5 separate regions of the Homo sapiens genome follow, and all the other regions are linked to region 5. The links are chromatin contacts, found by Hi-C in ENCODE. All regions are on one chromosome and are shown on one strand. The core of a region is the stretch at or near the end of the contact, and the rest is flanking DNA. Distances in the headings are between cores, read along the strand shown.

Region 1 (2,700 bases), core at 75-2,574, 7.9 Mb before region 5:
CATAATTCTAAAATACATTCATTTATTCAACAAATATGTTAATGTGTGCCATTGGTCAGACACTGGCTTTAGCTGTGTAGATGAAAAAGTCTTTGTACTTGTAGAGCTTCCATTCTCATGCAGACAATATAAATGAATGGATAACTAAATACATGATATGATTTCAGGTAGTCAGAAGTGCTATGAAATGGTAAAGTATACAACACTGCCTGCAAGTACTATCGGAATTCAGGATAGGGAAGCTTAGAAAAACCAACCCGGAAGGAATTAGTCCATAATAATGCTTAATAAATGTTAACTAGCTACATTATTATTATCATTATCATTATCATCTTCATCCTCATTATTGCATTGGTCTCTGAAAGATGAGAAGCTGTAAACATGAAGGCTAAATCGCTGTGGAGATGCTTTCAAGCATAAAAACATAAGAGTAGGAGGCAAGAACGAACAAGGGAAATTTGTGAGACACAAAAGAAAGTAGTCTGATGAGAGCAGAGGGCAGAGAAGAAATGAGACTTGCTAGGTAGAATGGTCAAATAATGGGAACCTTTGAAATAAAATAAAGTGCCTACTATGGGGGGGCAGTTCCTTCCCTGTACGTGGTGCCTATCTCAAGGCAAAAGTAGAGAAGAGATTTACGACGAGGATTTTATTAGGTTGGTGCAAAAGTAATTGCAGAGAAAAAAGAAGTGTTTTACGGAGGTCATTTTGACAAGCTGTATTTGATTTTTTAAAAAAGAGATTAAGATAATACATTTTATGTTATGTGCTTTTTACCTAATTTTTTAAAAATGAAGAAGACAGATGAGGAGGAGGAGAAAGAGTTCAGATGACTGCTAGGAGATGAAATCCTATACCAGAGAGAAGAAAGAAGAGTGACCCGTTCTGCCCTAGGTCTTTTGGTTATTTGAAGTAGCTGCTTCTCCACCCCACCCCCAGAAACAGTAACAAGCACTCACCACCTTCTTCAGAGAGTGTGTGAGAGAATAAAGGTCAGGAGAGAAAACATGTTTAGTGCATCTGAAAGGAAACCCGCGAGTTAACCACTTCCTTCTGTCCCCACCCTTCCATCTTTCTCTAAATATTGGTGAGGTTATGGAGCTTGCGTTGGCGCGCGGGAAGCCGAGAAGAACGGGACTCAAAGCCCGGCTGGGAAGTCAGGTATCTAGTTGGCCGGCGATAAGGGTTTCACCTTCAGGACTGGAGCTCCACAAGATTCAACCGTTATATCAACCTCCCCGGCCCAGGTCTTACCATCACAGCGTCACAAACTCCAGGTCGCCTAGGCGCTGCGCAGGAAGCGCTTGCCAGCCCCGGACTTCTGCGCGCGCTGCATGCCCATTGGATGTGCTCATTCCCACCCCAGCCAATCCCGAAACTCGCTCGGACGCTGACAGAAGACTGCGCCGCTGCTTTGGGATTGGTAGCTGAGTTTTGTGTCGCGCCTTTTCTGACGATGCGAACAACATGGCGGCGGAAAGTGGTAGCGATTTTCAGCAGAGACGTAGAAGGCGCCGGGACCCGGAGGAACCGGAAAAAACAGAACTCAGCGAAAGAGAGCTGGCAGTAGCAGTGGCGGTGTCCCAGGAGAACGATGAGGAGAACGAAGAGCGCTGGGTTGGACCTTTACCTGTGGAGGCAACACTGGCCAAGAAGAGGAAAGGTAGCTGCAGACATAGTACCGGGACGAATTGGAGTGCTGCGTCCGCTGAGTAGGAGGGTTCAAGCCAGATCCGAAGAGGGATGATGTGTGGAGTTTTGTGCCCTCAGAACAGAGGGCCGTCCTCTCACTTCTGGCTACTCCATACTTGCATGTCTTAACGAAATAGTGATTTAAGCGTAGTACAACGTCTTTTTGATAATATCTAACACTTTTGATCATTGATTTGTTATGACAGATGCTAAAACTAACATTTTCCTATTCTTATGTGTTTGGCTCCTCTCATTTACTCCCCACAGCAGCCACATGAAGTTGGAATTTCGAACTCTTATTTAGGTATGCAAAAGGGTACCAGTTCTCTTTAAGGCTTTAGTTCAGGAGTGGTGTTAATGTATTAATGTGTTGGGGCGCGAGAGGAAGGCGGTGCTTATTTCGAATCATGGTAGGTAAAGATAATTTCAACTCTGACACTTCCACTAATAAATTTTCGCATCTAGGGAAAATGACGTAAGCTTCCTAGATCACAGATTTGTTTTCATCCAAAACCCGAAGTCTGTGGTTTTGAAATCACGCTCTTGATACGATGGGCTGAGTCTTTTTGTCACTAACGAGGAATAATCACAAATTATTATCAAATAAAAGGGGTGGGAAAAGGGGTAGATTAAGTTTTCTTGTCTTTGTTGTTTTGTTATCTTGTTTTTCTGTGAAATGTTTTCCTTAAGTATTTAAGACATTTTAAATGTGGTCTAAGCTCAAATCGTACTTTAGCACCTTCCCTTAAAAAACTTCAATGATTTGTCATTATTTTCTCTCTCTTTTTTTTTTTTTTTTTTTTTTTTGAGACGGAGTCTCGCTCTGTCGCCCAGGCTGGAGCGCATGCAGTGGCGCTATCTCGGCTCACCGCAACCTCCGTCTCCGGGGTTCAAGCGATTCTCCTGCCTCAGCCTCCCGAGTAGCTGGGGCTACAGGCGCACGCCCAGCTAATTTTTGTATTTTTAGTAGGGACGGGGTTTCACCATGTTGGCCAGGATGGTCTTGAT
Region 2 (2,700 bases), core at 65-2,564, 6.0 Mb after region 5:
GGAATAACTTCCAAAGGAATTTCTCCGTCTGCTATTTCGCAGTTGCTTTTCCACCCCCACCCCCAGATCCTTGTCCGGAGGTATTTCAAGGATGCTGCCAATTCAATTAGTTCTCTTAGGTAAAATGATTTCTCTCTTGTAAATACCAAAACGTTCAAACAGAGGCGGCATTTGCTTATTCGAGTTAAAATGCTTTGCGGAGGAGACAGCGATCAACTCTATTCCACAAAATGAGTCTACAAGTAGGGAAATGCAGAATCCGGCTTCACCGAGTCCTATAAAAAATGAGTTCGCTGGTCATTTCACTCATGTCCTCCTCGACACTCAGGGAGAGCCAGGTAACTCGGCCTTTTCGGAGCTAAGGCTGCGGGTTCAAATTTCTCCACCACACCAGGTCTCCGGGGGTGGAGCGAGCAACCAAACGCGACGTGCACGTGAATAAAAATCCCAAAAGCAGTAATGCCACGGCTTCCCTGCGCTCACATTAGGAAAAAAACTACACAGGAAAATCTCCTCGAAGTGCAAACCCGGCAGCTCGCAACCTGCACGGCACTCCACATTGGAATCTGTCTTTTTAAATGTTTCTCCTCCTAAGACTCGGAGCAGAGAAGAGGTGGGGAGGACGAAGAGAAGGCTAGGCAGGATCGATTCATTCTCCCGAAGAGAATAAACGGAGCCATTTCCAGGCTGGCAGCAGGCTGGGGGCGCAGCGCACGCCGGAGAGCTGGAGGAGGGGACCCGATCCCACCTCCCTCAGCCCCTTCCCGCCCCCCGCCGCCGAGCACAATGGAGCCCGGCTGGTGCCCGGCCCTTCATTCGCGGCTGCCCCCTCTTCCCTCCTCTCTTCAGAGCACAGCGGGTCTGAGGCTCCCGTCGGCGGAGAATGAATGAATCACAGAGCCAAGCCCCACGCTTCCACTGGCACCCTGCCCCCAGCTCCAGGGCGGGCGAAAGGGGCCGAAGGGTCGACGGGCGCCTGCCCGAGCCAAGGCGGGAGGCTAAGCCCGCGTTGGGGCCAGGAGAGCTGGGCTCGAAGCCGAAGCGCAGCCGCCGCTCCAGCGCCCCCACCCCTACTCCTCGTCTCTCACGCTCCGCGCCGCCGCCACGCGCCGCCTCACATTCCCCGGGCCCCGCCGCCGCCTCTTCACACTTCCATCAGCGCCCGCCTCCGGCTACCGCCGGGCAGAGCAGCGCCAGCCCCGGCGGCCTGAAGCCTGCCGCTGCCTCCGCCTCCGCCGGCCGGCCGGCTGGCAGAGAAGAGGGTGCTGCTTTCCCGGTCAGCGCCGCCGGCGTGAAGCTAGCGCGGCGGCAGAGTGGGCTGCGGGGGGCGGGAAGGGGGCGGAGAGAACGGGGAGCGAGGGCGGTCCCTCCCTCTGCTCGCGGGAAGGGACGGGAGGCGGTGGCCGCCGCGGAGCCGCGGCCGGGGGCTGGGGCGCGGACTGGTCCCGGGAGCCCGACGGGCCTTGCGAGCAGCGGGCCGCGGGAGAAAGCAGCAGCCGCAAGGCGGCGGAGAGGCTGATGGTGGGGGGCCGAGCGGCCCTCGTGGGGAGCTGGGCCGGCGGCAGGCCCTCAGTCCGTTCGTCCTTCTTTTCCCCCCTCCCCTAGAGGCTGGCGGCTGGCTGGCCGTGCGCTCTGCTCCTCCTCTGGCTCTTGGCCCCGCTCCCGACCGCCACAGCCTCCTCCGCGCCCCACACCAGGTGCTCGCGCTGTGTCTCCATCCTCCCCGCAGGAGGACCTTTAAATAGCAACGTCAGCGCGCTTCTCTCCGCACACACGTCACCCGCAGCTCACGTCACCGAGGTGCGGGGGATGATGTCACGCGGCCGGAAGTACTGCTAAATTAGGGAAGGAGCAGGGGGAGGAGGACTCGGCGAGCTCCTGTGTGCCCACCTGCTCTCACTTCTCCTTAAAGGCCAAAGCACAGGAGACAGCCCGAGAGGAGCTCGAACAAGGAAGCGGCGGGAGGAGGAGATTTCCTTGCAACAAATGTGCCAAACCTGAGTGAATCATTCGTAGCAAAAGTGCAGTGTCAAGCGGGTAATAGCCTATCTCCCACTCCCACCGCTATTGCAGCAGCACCCCCGGGCTTCTCTTGTCCTGACTAGCAGGGAAATGTGGGAGGGAGAGCCTGATCACACTGCTGGTAGATGTGCTTCCAACAGGACTTCGGAAAAATCACCTAAATTTTCAATTATAGAGTGCCATTCTGGACATAGTCGACTTTTAAACTTTTTGTTAGTGGTTACCTGAAACACGAAAGAATAAAGAGCAGAGCAATAAGCAAACGAAATAATGTTATAAAGGATAGTAATTTTATTTGCAAAATAGCAGTTTTGACATAGGAAAATGAGTCAATCTTAGTTCACGTATAGCAAATGCCAGTGTGTCCTCTCAGTTTCTCTTCATCAAGAATATGAGTTCCATGACACTTGGCTCCAGCCAGTAAAACAAGAAAGAGAAAAAGTATATGGGTTTCAGTCTGTGGAATTTAAATTAAAATTTAAAAATTAAAAATAAGAAAGAGCACCAAATCCTTTTTCATTAACACAAGCATATTTTCGTCTTCTTTAGTTTTGACCACATAATATGTAATTACAATATCTCTTAAGTGTGTTTTGCATTTTCTGTATGGCAAGGGTGAGTAGCTGTCTATAGGTTTACTAGCTATGTGTGTCTATAAACACCATATTATGAGTGCTT
Region 3 (2,700 bases), core at 59-2,558, 7.9 Mb before region 5:
ATCAGATATGCCGTGTACCTGTAGAATAACTTCATTAGTACCTAAAGGTCATCTGAATCAACAACCACCAATATTCACTGATACTAAATTGTGGGAAGAAATGTCTCATTTGCTGTCATATAAAACCAACATTACCTGAATAATCATAGGTGTCTACTTTTCAAGATGTGAAAAAAACTTCATATATTACCTTGATCAGTAATTCATAACCCTGGTTGCACATTAAAATAACTTCTGGTAATTCCTAAAATATACTGATGTCAACCTCATCAGAACTGGAGGAGGAGTGCATCAGTAGTGTACTAAAACTCCTCAGTGATCCTAATATGTAGCCAGGAATGAGAATTATCAATCTCTTAGATTAGAGATGCTCCTGAAGGTTACTCTATAAACCAATGGGATCAGTTCTCCCCTCCATATCTTTCCGTGCACAACAGTGGAAGGGAAAAATGAGTGCCACATATTTCAAATGATTTTTTAGCAAATTGATTCTGGAGCATGTATACATGGTAGAATCTCAAACTTCAAGCATAAGAAAATTCATAAACTCTATCGTTAATGCCCAGCTATGACGATGCTGCAGACTTGTGCAAAGAGTTAATAGACTGTACTACTAACAGGGGAGGGGGCAGCTCACCCAATAACAGATGTCTGATTACAGACGCAGTACAAGAGCGAAAAGTACAGACTTTAAAGCCGGTCAACCCGGGGCTCTGCCACACACTGTTTACCTAAACCTGGGTTTCCTCCCTGTAAAATGGGAATTCACATCTACTTCATAAGTAGATATTAACGAGCTAAAACACCTAACTTAGTACGTAGTTACGATGATGATGACTCAATTTATAATACTAAGCTAATTAATGTCTGTTGAGTTTAACTAAAAGCAGAGGACCTGGAGAAAAGACCGGTCTAGGTCACTGCCACTGGCCCGCAAGCTCCTTTTCACAAATGTCCCGATGATGACATGTCATGAGCAGAAGACCAGGCAATTTCAGGCCATAGGAGAGAAAGGATGCAGAGGACAGGACGAGACTTGTAATGCCAAAAGGGGCCCAGAGGCCGCGCATCCCACCTATCGAAGCCTGGGCCGCGGCGATGCCGCCAGGTCTCCAGGATGAACCGAAGGGAGGCCGATGGTGGAGAATAGAGCACGCAAGGTCCCTCACCTTCACTACAGCTGTCCCCCGGCTGCCCTGCCGGCCACTGTCTACTCCCGCTCCGAGCTTGTTTACAACCAGGGTAGCCATCCTCGCAGGGGAAGCGCCACAGAAACAGCCTTCAGAGTCCTCAACTGAGAGGCGGGGTTGAGCCACCTACCCAGAGGCCTCTGCGCACGCCACCGGCGCACAGGCGCAGTAGGACACTGGGCGCCGCTTAGCCGACTCTTACTCCTCCTCCCCGCAATCGTCGGGTGGTTAGTTGCACAGCCTCGCGCATGGGCACTTTTGTTATTTTTCATTATGTAGTCTGCAGCTGCTGGAGGAAAGACAAGAAAAAAAAAGAAGGGACAAAACGATTAAAGTTTTGGGGTGAAAACTCCAGATCCTTTAATGATTTTTCCTCTCGAATCCAAACCAGCCAGGGCGTGAACTGAGGGCGGTGAGGGGGTACGGGCATCTCCCTGCATGCAACGCGGTTTTTGTATAAACTACAAATCCCAGCATGCCACTCTCTCTCTCTCTCTTTTTTTTTTTTTTTTTTTTTTTTAAAAAAAAAACTCCGGCAACGTTGGCCTTTGGGAGGCCGCGTATTGTTACCTAGGGGTGGTTTCTTTTCCTGCAGTCGCGATGTGTGATTGCAGATGGAAAACAAAGTATTTTATGCCTACGTTTCTAAGATAGAAGAAATGGACTTGTTGAAAAGAAGCCAGTTTGTAAAGGACACAGTAGGAGAATTTAAGGTACCACCACCAGAGAGAGGTTGAGAGTGCGTTTGACTTTTGGTTTTGCCAAACGCGAGGTTTTCCGTTTCCTTCCGGGGCAAGTTGAACCTGTCCAGCCCCCGTAGGCTGTGGGTCAAAAGTGCCGGTCAAAATGGAAGTGAATCCCCCTAAACAGGAGCACCTGCTGGCGCTAAAAGGTAAACTTTTGCGAACCTGATTCCCCCTTTTCTGTTTCCTTGCATTCCCTACTTATCGAAGCCTTTGCCATGTAGGCCTCATCCTTCTTAAACACTCAGTGCTCGCCCTCCTGCTCTGTCCTTTGCCGCCAAGCGGGAGGAAGCGATTTCTCCTGGATGCTTTTTAGGTTTATGGGCCCCTTTCTAGAACGAAATAGATACCTGGTAAATCGTTCTTTCTGATCTGTGCTGCTTCAGTCACGAGATTTTAGCCGCAGAAGCTGACGTCCCGCTCCTACCGTGGAGATCTCTGTGAATTACAGCGGGCATCCAAAGTGCTTTTTCCTTCTGTCTCTTGTTTCTTCCTGTGGCACTGACGAAGTTAATCAGGCTTCAGCTTCCCCTGTAAAATTAGTATTGCATGACAGTAGTGCAGAGAATTTAGCAATACATAGTAATACAACATATAACTTAGATTTATTCAAAACAAACTGCAGTTTACTTCAAATCACTGTGTATGTGGGAAATATGTCCGAGATCTAATGTCAACTCTCATTTTTTGTACACAGCCATTTTGAGTAAGTTTGGTGATTTAATTAGATCATTATTTAGGAAAAAACAGCAGCACTTTTTTTTTTA
Region 4 (2,700 bases), core at 107-2,606, 5.7 Mb after region 5:
GAAGTTCGAGACCAGCTTGGCCAACATGAAGAAACCCCGTCTCTAATAAAAATACAAAAATTAGTCGGGCTTGGTGGTGTGTGCCTGTAATCCCAGCTACTTGGGAGGCTGAGGCAGGAGAATCGCTTGAACCCGGGAGGCAGAGGCTGCAGTAAGCTGACATCGTGCCACTGTGCTCCAGCCTGGGCCACAGAGTGAGACTCTGTCTCAAAAAAAAAATTTTTTTTGGCTGTTTATTCAAATATCAGGACAATACTGAACCAAGTGTTGAAGCTTAGAGTTTAAGATGGACAATACTGAACTAAGTTTGAAGCTTAGCTAGTTCAGTACTGTTCTGTCATCTGAATAAACAGCTGTTTTTACTGAACCTAACAATACAAGGCTAATCCAAACGGTTTTGTATATACTTTAGAAATGTGAATAAATGTAAAAGAACTAATTTCCATTGTGCTTTACTATGGTGCACAACATCTGTGACTTGAATACTAATCGGAAAAAGAATGCCAATAATTATTATAAAGTCTACTAATTTTAAGAATGTGTTTCATCATAGTTTAGTAAGAATAGCAGAGATTGATATGACTGTTTTTGTATATGCATTCTGGGAACTCCCATAATTGAATACAACTTCAAAAGGGCTAAAGCCCAGTGACCTCAAAACGAGGTTCACAGAACAGTACATAATGATGAAACCTGAAGCAATAAAACACCAATGAACTGAAATGTAAACATTCATGCTGTTAGGACATGGCATTTTCATTTTTCATTTTGTTTTGGACTGTTACTGGGCTTTCCTCAGACACCTTCCTTTCATATATTAAACTCTGTCTTTCCAGAAAAGCTTCTGGAATTGTTTTTGTTTTTTGTTTTGGTCTCAAGGGCATTAGGGGAGAACCTAACAGGCTGGGGGCGAGCCCCACATAGTTCAGCACACCGTTCCCCGCGGCAACACGCTACTTCTGAACGCAGGAGCGACTCTCCGTCCGGGCTCCCTCCAGGAGAATGGAGGCAAATGTACATTCGAGGGTCTCAATACCTGGAATTCGAAACGTCTCAGTTCCTCCGCCTTAGTTCCTCTTTTCCCGGGTTCGGAGGCCACCTGTGCAGCAGGGCACACCTGCCACTCTCATCGCCCTCGGAGCCGGCAACCAGCCGACAGCCGGCTCCAGCCCCGGGGAACTGGAGGCTGCGCGGAAGGAAGGAGAGTCGGGAGCGCGGCCGCTCGCGGGCTGGCTCAGGGGACGCCGAGAGGAGGCGCCGGCGCGCGCGGGCGGGGTGCGCGCGCCGCCGCCGCCGCGTCACCAGCGTGCGGCACGTGCCCATGTTTACGTCCCTCGTGGAGCCGCCGACGTCAGCAGTCGAATGGCAACATTGTGGCGATGCTGAGGCGCAGAGTTTAGGAGACGGGTTCATCAGTCAGGCCGGCTCCGGGCTTTCTGCAGCAGCACCAGGGGCGGGGGCGGGGATCTTGACCTGGGCGAGCGACCGGGACGCATACAGCGCCGGCCTGACCCCGCGGGACCCGCGCCTCACCACCGGAGCGCCGCAGACGCAGCTCCACGGCCTCGCGCGGGGGGCGGCGGGCGGCCGCGAGGCGCTGCGGCAGCGCGGAGCTTGTAAACAGATCCGGCCGCAGGTGACCATGTGAACTACCTGCTCCCGGGACGCTTATTGTCCTTCTCTCGATCCGCGCCACAAAGGAGCTCGGCGGTCGGGGCGCGGAGGGACAGGCGAACGAGCCGGGAGAGCCGGCCGGCGCACTAAGATGGCTGAAGGCGCCCGGCGAGGGTGAGCGGGGGGCGCGGCGCAGCCAGCGGGGAGTCCTCGGGCGGGCCGGGCCGGCGGCCCTTCCCCGCGGCGAGAAGCCGGAGCCACCATGTCGTTCGCGCTGGAGGAGACGCTCGAGTCGGACTGGGTGGCTGTGCGGCCCCATGTGTTCGACGAGCGCGAGAAACACAAATTCGTCTTTATTGTGGCCTGGAACGAGATTGAGGGCAAGTTTGCCATAACCTGCCACAACCGGACGGCCCAGAGGCAGAGGAGCGGCTCCCGGGAGCAAGCGGGGGCGCGAGGGGGCGCCGAGGCCGGCGGAGCTGCGTCCGACGGGAGCCGCGGGCCCGGCAGCCCGGCGGGCAGGGGTCGGCCCGAGGCCACTGCCTCTGCAACTCTGGTTAGGAGCCCCGGGCCCCGGCGGAGCTCGGCCTGGGCGGAGGGCGGCTCTCCTCGGAGCACTCGCAGCCTTCTGGGGGACCCGCGGCTGCGGAGTCCTGGCAGCAAAGGGGCGGAGAGTCGTCTTAGGAGCCCAGTGCGGGCCAAACCCATCCCGGGTCAGAAAACATCTGAAGCCGACGATGCGGCGGGGGCAGCCGCTGCAGCAGCCCGGCCGGCGCCCAGAGAGGCCCAGGTGTCCTCTGTACGGATAGTGAGCGCCTCTGGGACGGTCTCCGAGGAGATAGAGGTGCTGGAAATGGTGAAGGAGGACGAGGCACCTCTGGCGCTCTCGGACGCGGAGCAGCCGCCGCCCGCCACCGAGCTGGAGTCTCCGGCCGAAGAGTGCAGCTGGGCCGGACTGTTTTCTTTCCAGGACCTGCGCGCCGTGCACCAGCAGCTGTGCTCGGTGAACTCGCAGTTGGAGCCGTGCCTGCCGGTGTTCCCCGAGGAACCTTCGGGCATGTGGACTGTGCTGTTTGGGGGCGCCCC
Region 5 (2,700 bases), core at 186-2,685:
GGCAGGTTACATACATACAATCTTGTCTCTATAAAAGCTCAGAAAACATCACGTGACTAGGAAGTTTCAAATGCCTCCAATATAACATGGAGGAGAGGAAAAAAACTGTTCCTGGACAAAGATACACATTTCTTCCAAAAGGGGGAGTCTTTCTATATATTTTGTAATATCTCCAGAGCACAGCATAATGTTGGTACTGCCATTTTGGCCTTTGTCATTAGGAAGGTAACCCACATAAGCCTAACTACAAACACCCTTACCTGTACTAAAACTTCACTCATATTTAACTGAAGCAACATTGTTTTTTGTAAATATAACTGTAACAATTATTCTAAAAGGCAATACAGCTGTCCTCACCAGTTATGTTCTTGAGACATCAGTTGCAACAAACTTATATGTAAAAAGTATTCAAAAAGTTTAAACATTGATCTTAACTGGAGAGGGGTCTGCACTTGAACAAGTTTTCTTGCTACACACATTGCATTCTAAGATTTCGGACTCACTTTTGAATATGCAAAGACATTTCATGGTTAAGACCACAAAAAGGCTGATCAGAGAACATTTTTATTTAAATTGCCATTTTAAATATCAGTCGTTTTATCTTAAAGCTTGTCCTGGGTTTAACAAAGTTTAACTCACATCCACGCGTTGTCTCTCCAAACACAGCAGGCAGAAATTCTCCTTTGATTGGATTAAGATAGATAAAGTCTGCTTAACCGTGAATCGCTAATTGTCAAATCCATGCCAATTCGGTACCTAGGAGTCAATTTTTTTGCCTGATAAACAAGATAATTGTGTGGACCGTTTTAAGGTGGTTAGTCATCTGCTAAATTGGCTGAAATGCGGATTACCCAGTTCCTTCGTCGTACAGAGTTGCATTCTGAGGAGTGGGGCTCGGGGATACAGCCCCCAGAAATTCTGAACCTCGGTCCCGCAATCTACCACACCACCTAACCTTGGAAGGCCAAACTAACTTCACTATTTTTGACAAAATGCTTTGGTAATGGCTCATTCGGGCCGAGAGGGAAATTCTGCAATTCTCCAACCCACACCTCCAGCAAGGGGAGAGCTGCTTGAGTGGTGAGCACAAGCTGGGCACCTCCGGCGTCTCCAGGAAACGTGAATAGGCCCTTTCTTCGGAGGGCACAGAACTTCAGGATCAGGGCCCAATGGAGACTGAGCGGACTTAACCCTAACTGTGCACAGGACCGCGCTCTCCGACCCCTTTGTGGCCTCTCCCAGAGGTACGGGCTGCGCCCCAAGCCAGCAGTCTCTCGTAGGGCCTACAGCCGGCAGCCGCTGGAGCAGGAGGAGGAGAATAGGGACTCGCTGGACCATCACAAACGCTGTCGCGCGTGCGCAGGGAGGAACCGAGTTCGCGGCGAAGTCAGTTTCCTGACTCTTGAAGGAAGTGGCCTTGTGTCACTTCCGGCCTCCCTTTAGCTGCCATCTTGCGTCCCCGCGTGTGTGCGCCTAATCTCAGGTGGTCCACCCGAGACCCCTTGAGCACCAACCCTAGTCCCCCGCGCGGCCCCTTATTCGCTCCGACAAGGTACAAAAAGGCTCTGGACGGCGGCGTGGTAGGAGGACGGGAGCGGGGGCGGGAAGTTCCCTGAAGGAGCGAGACAGGGAGGGACAGGGCAGAGGAGGAGAGGAAGGCGATGCGACGGACAGGCGCACCCGCTCAGGCTGACTCTCGGGGGCGAGGTCGAGCCAGGGGCGGCTGCCCTGGGGGCGAGGCGACGCTGTCTCAACCTCCACCTCGCGGCGGAACCCGAGGACAGGAGCCTCAGGTACCGCGAGGCTTGCGGAGAGTGGCCGGGCCGGGCAGGCCCTGGCTAGGCCGAGGCCAGGCCAGGGCCAGGGGTGGGGGGTGCTGGCCAGGCGTGGGGTAGAGCCTTTCATCCGGGCCTGCCAAGAGCGGGGAGCTGTGGGGGAGTGGTGGGGAGGCGGGTGCTCTTTGGGCTCCCTGGAAACCCAAATTTGGAGCTTTGCGGGGTGGATTTGGGATCCAGGTTTCGGCCTGTGTAGGACGTTTATTTTCCTGCTGGTATCTTGGGAAATAACGAGCATGGAATGCTAGAGTGAGCTAAACCTATCCTTGCTGAGGATTTCCTCTTTTTCTAGATGAAAGAAACAATCATGAACCAGGAAAAACTCGCCAAACTGCAGGCACAAGTGCGCATTGGTGGGAAAGTAAGTTTTAATAGTTCGGGTTTGTGGGTTTTTTTTTTAAGGTTTAGGTATTTTAAAAAACATATTCCTTTTGCGCTTCTTATATTATCGGTGACAAACTTTGCCTATCGAGGGAAATTCACGGAGCTAGCAAATCTCGAGGAGCGGGGGAGACGAGGGTTGGAGACACATCAGTGAGACGAGCTAAAAACATCGCCTTTGTGTAAACATGTTTGTGTTTTCAGTGTTACAGAGTGTAAGTAGAACACAAAAGTGTTTCCTAATTTAATTAGTAAGGAAAATGTGTCATTTCAGTTAGATCGTTGTGCACATCATACCCTTGACTTGTTTTGGCCTGAGTTTTCTAAAGTCAGTGCTTGTTTGTCTCTCTTGTAAATTGAGACCTTTCTGTACTGCTTTCTGAACTAAATATTCTTTAGGGTAGTTGCATATTTCAAGGGTATTTGAAGATACGGGTACATTTTGGAGTTTAAGAGCAGTGACTATTAGATTTGAAAATATAAC

What was found. Hi-C counts contacts between places; a loop is a spot of excess contacts on that map. Pooled maps may share reads with other maps.
Region 1: a loop to region 5 is called in a pooled map, with 14 times the contacts of the local background. The contact joins the promoter of CENPK here to the promoter of BTF3 in region 5. A Hi-C loop is called at or near these places in 4 of 50 pooled maps.
Region 2: a loop to region 5 is called in a pooled map, with 12 times the contacts of the local background. The contact joins the promoter of HOMER1 here to the promoter of BTF3 in region 5. A Hi-C loop is called at or near these places in 4 of 50 pooled maps.
Region 3: a pooled map shows a loop between it and region 5 (6-fold over the local background). The contact joins the promoter of TRIM23 here to the promoter of BTF3 in region 5. A Hi-C loop is called at or near these places in 3 of 50 pooled maps.
Region 4: a pooled map shows a loop between it and region 5 (23-fold over the local background). The contact joins the promoter of JMY here to the promoter of BTF3 in region 5. A Hi-C loop is called at or near these places in 5 of 50 pooled maps.

Annotation. Positions count from the first base shown.
Region 1 is chr5:65,561,844-65,564,543 of GRCh38, forward strand. CENPK (centromere protein K) reads right to left here and starts at 1,325. Exons shown (of 11, transcript NM_022145.5): 1 at 1,255-1,325. PPWD1 (peptidylprolyl isomerase domain and WD repeat containing 1) reads left to right here and starts at 1,453. Exons shown (of 11, transcript NM_015342.4): 1 at 1,453-1,663. The coding sequence starts at 1,468. RefSeq lists enhancers at 580-1,241, 962-1,101, 1,242-1,902.
Region 2 is chr5:79,512,820-79,515,519 of GRCh38, forward strand. HOMER1 (homer scaffold protein 1) reads right to left here and starts at 1,315. Exons shown (of 9, transcript NM_004272.5): 1 at 1-1,315. RefSeq lists a silencer at 888-1,597 and enhancers at 1,592-2,139, 1,848-2,037.
Region 3 is chr5:65,623,025-65,625,724 of GRCh38, forward strand. TRIM23 (tripartite motif containing 23) reads right to left here and starts at 1,309. Exons shown (of 11, transcript NM_001656.4): 1 at 1,170-1,309. The coding sequence starts at 1,250. TRAPPC13 (trafficking protein particle complex subunit 13) reads left to right here and starts at 2,003. Exons shown (of 13, transcript NM_024941.4): 1 at 2,003-2,082. The coding sequence starts at 2,037. SHLD3 (shieldin complex subunit 3) reads left to right here and starts at 2,003. Exons shown (of 2, transcript NM_001365341.2): 1 at 2,003-2,082. RefSeq lists enhancers at 979-1,308, 1,439-1,518.
Region 4 is chr5:79,234,775-79,237,474 of GRCh38, forward strand. JMY (junction mediating and regulatory protein, p53 cofactor) reads left to right here and starts at 1,357. Exons shown (of 11, transcript NM_152405.5): 1 at 1,357-2,700. The coding sequence starts at 1,877. It overlaps LOC124901011 (a long non-coding RNA gene), which reads right to left and starts at 1,249. Exons shown (of 2, transcript XR_007058836.1): 1 at 1,037-1,249. RefSeq lists silencers at 1,259-1,308, 1,349-1,398, 1,429-1,868, 2,039-2,308, 2,592-2,700 and enhancers at 1,811-2,447, 2,499-2,700.
Region 5 is chr5:73,497,007-73,499,706 of GRCh38, forward strand. It overlaps BTF3 (basic transcription factor 3), which reads left to right and starts at 1,436. Exons shown (of 6, transcript NM_001037637.2): 1 at 1,436-1,793; 2 at 2,128-2,196. The coding sequence starts at 1,662. BTF3-DT (BTF3 divergent transcript) reads right to left here and starts at 1,314. Exons shown (of 1, transcript NR_186388.1): 1 at 547-1,314. RefSeq lists enhancers at 1,271-1,330, 1,361-1,660, 1,424-2,234 and a silencer at 1,871-1,920.